2 separate regions of the Mus musculus genome follow, and region 1 is linked to region 2. The links are chromatin contacts, found by POLR2A ChIA-PET in ENCODE. All regions are on one chromosome and are shown on one strand. The core of a region is the stretch at or near the end of the contact, and the rest is flanking DNA. Distances in the headings are between cores, read along the strand shown.

Region 1 (3,348 bases), core at 541-3,040, 180 kb after region 2:
GCCTCACTCACCGGGTGTCAGTGCCTCGGGTCTTAGTGAAGAACACTGGAATTAGAGGCCCCAGTTAAAGGAACAACTTTCCCCATGTTTAGAAGAGTTGTGGCTAGAGCAGGTAGGGACAAGGGGGTTCCTGGGTAGTGACAATGAATGAGTTAGAAGTTAAGGGGCACTGTGCCTAGGATGGGCAAGGAGGCAGAAGATTCCTGGGGAGAGCAGCTATGGTTGGGAGTGAGTCAGGGACTGGTCTCTAGATGAAGAAGGAGAGCGTTCACCATGTCTAGATATCTGAGTCCCTTGGTCTTTTGTGTTCTTTTCCTTATTGGGCAGAGGACTCAAACGGGAGCGAGCAATAAACAGTGCTTCGTCTGTAAGTTCTGTGCTGATTCGGGTCAGGAATTCTTCAGAGCAGGATAATTTCTGAAAAGGAAGTTAGAATTCAGTCTGCAAATTCCCATTGGTCTGGTGTCTTCCAGGCTGCAGGCTCTGGCTTGGGAAACTGGTATTAGAAGGCCCTAGACCTGGAAAGCTGTCTGTGGGGCCTTAGGGTTAAGGCTCAAGGCTAAGGCTCAAGGCTCATGGCTCAGACAGGGCTCCCTGCCTGGCTCTTCCCATCTCCTTCACTTTTCCATTGTCGTTTACCTGCCCTCCACCTAAGGAGGCGGCAGCTTGAGATGACCTGATGTCCTTTTTGTCCCCACTCCTGGCAGATGTGGATGCCATCCTCCTGGAAACGAAGTTTTTGTTAGACTGAGAAGCCAACCCACACCCCCTCAGATTCCGCCTCACTCCACTCCCGGGGCCCCAGATTTATTTAGTCCATAACTATAGCTCAAACATCCTACTGACTCAGTTCTGTCCTTGAAAAAATTGGTTGTTTTGCCTACTAAGTTGAAGGGAGGGGCTCTCAGAACAACTCCCTTCCCTATTCCCTCCAGAGCCCTTCTTCCTCCTTTTCTGCCAAGGCACTTCCTTAGGCAAGACAGCCAACATGCAGTCCCCGACCCGGCTAATTGGTTGAAATCTTAGGGTACTCGGCAGGAGGGGGGACGGAAAGTTCTAAGGGGACCCTATGATGGGCCTCAGGGGATTGGGAGTCCGGGAAAGAAGGTTGGGAAGAGGGAGAGCCAGGGAAGTGCTGCTCCGGATTGCTATAAAGACCTAAATGTTTACGGAAGTTCTATGGTTCCGTTGCTAGGAGACTAGAGGTTCTAGAACTAAGGACAATGTCCTAGTGTGCCATACTGGCTCTCCTGATTCCTTCTTGGAGGCGGTGACCCCAGAGTTATATCAAGGCATTTAGGAGATGGAAAGGCGTTAGGGTGGAACTTGGGCTCTAATCCTCCCACCACCAGGGCGGCGCTAGAAGCAAGCGGCAGGCATGCTCGGAGCCTCTCTAGCCACCTCTTCCCAGCCTGGGTCCCGGAGAGCGACGAGGATCGCAAGCGTCGCGGGCGGGGAAGCGATGTGGGCTGTACTAAGTCACCCAATCTCTTGGGGAGGCGCAGACTCGGGACGGAGTAATCTCTACGCCTTACGGTTGCCTCCAGGAGTTTACGCCCTCTGTGAAATGCAAAATGCAGATTCCCTCTCAGGTCTCTTCTGCTGCTCCCTTTCCAGTTTCTTCCTTTGCGGCTGGCTCTCGAGTCTCTCCCCTCCCCTGTGCGTTGGTACGAGCCGAAGCCTAGGGGCCCCGGCAGGAAAAGGAAGCAGGCCGGCCTTAAAGGGACCTCAGCCATTATTTATTTAATTAATTTATTTATATTTAAAAGCCGCTCTCTCCTTCTTCCGATGTTCTTAACGTCCCGGACAGAAGAGTAGGCTCCAGAAGCCAGGCGCAGCGGAGCTGCGGAGCCCGCTGCTGGAGACGTCAGCTCCTGCCCATCGGAAGGCCAGGTGTGCGTGAGCTGTGCCCAGGGGTGTCCCGCACCCCGGCGCCCTGCGGGCTCTAACAGCTGGGATTGCCCGGGGGAACTGGGCCCAGGGCTCAGGTGGAGCGGCTGATGCCCGGAGCTGAAAGGTGAGACCACGCTGGTAAGGCTGGTACCAAGACCTTGCCCCTCCAGACCTGGGCCGAGACGACAAGGGGAGCCGCCAAGATGCCAGAGGAAAATATCTTCCTGTTCGTGCCTAACCTTATCGGTGAGTGCTGCCTGCGGCCCCAAAACCAGCGGGGTGGGGGTGGGGAGGGGCGCGAGAAACCCTAAGCTGGCTCCCCAATCACACCCTGTACCTCTCCCATCCCATCCCAAGGTTATGCCCGGATTGTCTTCGCCATCATTTCCTTCTACTTTATGCCCTGCTGCCCCTTCACGGCCTCCTCCTTCTATCTACTCAGCGGACTCCTAGACGCTTTCGATGGACACGCAGCTCGAGCCCTTAATCAAGGTGACAGAACTTTACCACCACCAGCACTAACTGGGGTCCCAACATCCTCTGTCCTTTCCCTGCTTTCTCAGAACCTCGTTGAGAGCTGCCTAGGATATAAGCTTGCTCTTGATGATTGATCTCTGTTTGGGATGGGTGTGGAAGACCTAGACCCTGCATAGCTGTGAGCATGGAATTCCATTCGGGTGTGGCATAATGGCTCATGCTTGTAATGCCAGCACTGATAAGGTAGGTAGATTGCTCCAAGTCAGAAGTCATATTGAGTACCACGTGAGCCAGGACTACACAGTAAAATCCTGCAAAAATAAGTGATTGGGGCTGAAGGCTAAGTTTGTTCTCAGAGGTTAAGACTGCTTACTGCTGCCTGGCGGTGGTGGCGCACGCCTTTAATCCCAGCACTTGGGAGGCAGAGGCAGGCAGATTTCTGAGTTTGAGGCCAGCCTGGTCTACAAAGTGAGTTCCAGGACAGCCAGGGCTATACAGAGAAACCCTGTCTCAAAAACAAACAAACAAAGCAAACAAAACAAACAACAACAACAAAACCGAAAGAATGCTTACTGTTCTTCTAGAGGACCTAGATTTGATTCCCAGAACCAACATGATGGCTTACAACCACCAGTTCCAAGGAATCAATGTCCTCTTCAGGCTATATATATATATGTGTGTGTGTGTGTGTGTGTATATATATATATATACGCTGATAGACACTGAGACCATAGAAGATAAATAAACTTTTAAAAATGTAAGTAAATAACAAAGTTCCATTCAACAGGTGTTTACTAGGTAGTTGCTAGGCACAAACATTCGGGATTCTGGAAGAGAGGTTGGTGCCCGGTGGGAGGAAAGCAGATGATGTTTGGAGCTCTGACTTAATTTTGTAATCGAGTTCCCCAGACCCACTTCTAAAATTGCCTCTGAGACTTTGGGTCTGCTTGCCTTTCTTTGGGGCCTGGTTTTGGGTTA
Region 2 (3,330 bases), core at 147-2,646:
CAGGGCACTAGCCCCCACCTCCCCTGCCCCACTCCCTGAGGGTCCTGGGATACTTCCTGTCCCAGAGCTCTCCCCTACTCCCGACTTCCCTATACTAGACCTGCCTCTTCCTGTACCTTTCCTAACTCTGTCTGTTGCTGGGTGTTGCCCAGCTCAGAGTGGGGTTGCTCACTGGCAACTGGGGGAAAGGAAAAAGCCAGAGCCAGGGACAGGCGGGTCATGTTGAAGCTGGACCCATCTGGCCTGCGCGTTGCCATGGGTCACCTTGCCTAGAAACAAAATTGAACCGGGAATATTTTAGAATTTAAGGATCACGAATAGGGCAGAGAGCCTAATACCCTCATCTGAAAGAGCCCAAGAAAGAAATGATCTGTGCTCAAAGCCACATAGCAACCCAAAGGCGAGAGTTAAGAGAGAACCAAGATTTCCCGACTGAGGTGGGGGGGCCCCTTCTAATCCACCCAGGGCCGGCCCAGGCTTCAAGGACACCCCAAGGTCAGGCTTCTCTCTTCGTGATGGTTGCGGGGGAGGAGCTCGAGGAAAAGGATTAATTATTAGGAAAAACACAGGGCCATCAGAAGCACAGAAAAGGGGCTATGGAGCCCAGGTAGAACGAAACCTTTGCCTCCATACTGTTAGAAGGGGAGGGAAAGGATGTACGAGGCACGTGCACTTCTACGCTACAGCGGTTCCAGACTCAGAATCAAGGTCACAGATAAGGAAAGATAGTAAAGTGTTAATGGGCAACAGAGTACTGCAGCTGAGGAGTTTAGCCTTCTCTCCTGGGGCTCCCCCGAAAGGAAACCAATTTCCTCCACCCCATCGCGTAAATCCTGAGACGGTGTAAGAGCCGATCGCCCCCGTCTCCCCATCGCTTCTTGAGATCTCTTGAATAGGAAATGGGACCCTGATGCTTTGCATAGCGGAGAGTTTTTGCAAAAATAAAGAGGGGTCTGTTTTTCCACCTCATCTTGCTTCCTCCCCCGGCATGACTCAGCGCGCTGAGTTGCTGCGTGGCGCAGCGAACCGCCAGGGCGCAGGCCGGAGAACCCGGGCTGGGGGCAAGCGTGGGGGTAGAAAAAGGAGAAGTGAGGGGCCGTGGGGAAGACGGCTCTGCACTGCCCGCCACCGGCCCAAGATCCTAACCCCATAGACCCTTCCCCGAGCACGTGTCAAATGGCGCTCACCTGGCACAGGACGGGGTGGGTCTGCCTGGTACGCCGGTGGGTAGGCGAAAGGACTAAGGAGCGAACGCGGCTAGGGTCACCAGAACCTCGTTCTGCTGCGCGTTCCAAGAGAACGCAGCCTATTCAGCTGGGTTGGGGGGGACGGGAGGCGGGGCCCCGGACATTTAAAGGCGCCGCTCCGCCCTCTGCAGGTTTTTTCCCTTGCAGGGACGGGAACCGTCCAATTGAAGGTGGGCACTGTGCGCAGCACCGCCCCAAGATGCTCCGATAGGAGGCGGCACTGGGGAGGAGACAAGCGGCTAGAACACGATCCCTCCTCCGCCCCGCTAGGACGTGACTCGAGCCACATCCCGCAGGTCACCAGGCCCCCCCCCCCAACACCCCCCCCCCCAACCCCTGCCTGGCGCGCGCGCGAACATCGTGACTCAGCCGGAATGTGGGTTGGCGAAGAGTAGGGAGGGGGTCAGAGTGAGATGGTGGCTGGCCTCTCCTCCAAGACCCCTGGCTTCCGGCTGTGTAGTTGCAGCCTGACGTCACTGCTAAGAACGCAGAGCTTCGGAGCCTCCCTGCCTGCCTGCTTCGTCGCTTGACTAAAATGCAGGGCGCGTTCCATCTCTCCCTGGCCAGAGCACGGCGCAGCTGACATGGTACGCAGGCAAAACCTCCCAGAACTAGTGTGCCGGCCACATCGGAACTGAGTGGCGTATCCAGGCCTGGCGTTGCCTAGCAGATTGGCGGGAGGCACCACCCGCGAGCTAAACACACCCAGTTTGAGGAAATGACCGACAAGGACTGGCCCAAGCCAGACAGGTCTTTCCCGAACCTGATTTCCTTCTCCAAAATAAAAAAATCCGTCTCGGAGCTCTCTTGTCACCCTGTAACTCTCAGAGCACTCAGTTTCCTCAGGTCCCAATCCGCAACCCCCATTCCCATCCTGCAATCCGGATAGCGGCCCACCTGTGGCGCAGTGACAGAAGCCGCAGAGCCCGGTCAGCAGAGAGTGAGCCCGGCAGTCCAGGGCTGGGTTTTAAGGCAGCTCCTACTCCCCACCCCTCCCCTACACACCCCCGCACCAGTGTCCCAGACCTTCTCGGTAACCCCTGCCCTTTCCCCACCACGAATCCCGCGGCCGGGACCTATATTTAGGGAAACCTGAGGCTCCTGACATTCATCCCTGCGTGGGGGGTGAAGAAGAGGCAGCTTTGGTTTGCCTTGAGAGGAGGAGGTGCCACTGCTCACTCACCGGTCTTTAGAGGAACCTCTTCCTTGGAAATACAGTGAAATTAGTCAAGAAATCAGTCTCAGGTCCAGGATCTGTAAGGCAGAACAAGAAGGGAAAACATCTAGATATTGCCTCCCACTGCCTCCTCTGGTTCCCTCCTCCCTTGACTCTGGTGCCTGCTGGTGGTTGTACTTTTTTTTTTTTTCCAAAGGAGAGCAGATGCAGGCAGGATACTCACCTCTTAAAATAACCAGGAGTCTAAAGGCAGGGTGTGGCTGGCCATCCCTTTATCCTGATAGTCCAGGTTGGCAGAAACCTCCCACACTGTTGCCTGGGTGAGCAATGTCCTGCATCCTCACCCTCACATACAATAGTTTATCAGGGAAGGGAGAGGAAGAAAGGCAGGGGCACTGGCCAGAGCATCAGGCCCTTTTCAGCGGTCCAAGGGCTCTCAGAATCCTGCCTTTCAGAGAACTCAAGGTTCCCAGGTAATTAGGCTGGGCCTGCCATCCATAGCTCCAGTGCAGTAGCTCCAGTAATGATGTCCTGAGGATCATAGAGGGGGCCCTGGGGACTGGCCACTCCCCAAAGAACAACGTCCCCAGCCCCATCTTTCATCTGAGCTTGATCTCGAAACAGAGGCAGTTGAGGCTCTGGCAGTCTGGGAGCTGGCAGGCACAGGCACAGTCACACAGTGGGCAGCAGCCAGGGCATCGAGGGGCCCAACCCTAAAGGAGAAGAGAGAGGTGGGTAAGCAGAGGGGCTGAGGAGCACCCACCCACCAGCCCAGTGGGACGGAGAGACAAAGCACTGGAAAGGAAGCACCCTCCATGCTGAACAGCAGCAGTGATAAAGTATCTGTCCCACTGGGTCCTGTGTGTGTGCGCGCGCGCGTGCGCGCGCGCGCGCGTGTGTGTATGC

Evidence for each region. ChIA-PET counts read pairs that join two places held with the same protein, here RNA polymerase II (POLR2A).
Region 1: POLR2A ChIA-PET joins it to region 2 with 11 read pairs in Patski. The contact joins the promoter of Cdipt here to the promoter of Aldoa in region 2. POLR2A ChIA-PET finds 5 or more read pairs at or near these places in 4 of 5 experiments (Patski and embryonic stem cell).

Annotation. Positions count from the first base shown.
Region 1 is chr7:126,974,668-126,978,015 of GRCm38, forward strand. It overlaps Cdipt (CDP-diacylglycerol--inositol 3-phosphatidyltransferase (phosphatidylinositol synthase)), which reads left to right and starts at 1,791. Exons shown (of 6, transcript NM_026638.4): 1 at 1,791-2,139; 2 at 2,251-2,385. The coding sequence starts at 2,097. Cdiptos (CDIP transferase, opposite strand) reads right to left here and starts at 1,179. Exons shown (of 6, transcript NM_001362232.1): 1 at 1,159-1,179; 2 at 640-724; 3 at 273-417; 4 at 12-45. The coding sequence starts at 720.
Region 2 is chr7:126,797,858-126,801,187 of GRCm38, forward strand. It overlaps Aldoa (aldolase A, fructose-bisphosphate), which reads right to left and starts at 1,397. Exons shown (of 9, transcript NM_007438.4): 1 at 1,188-1,397.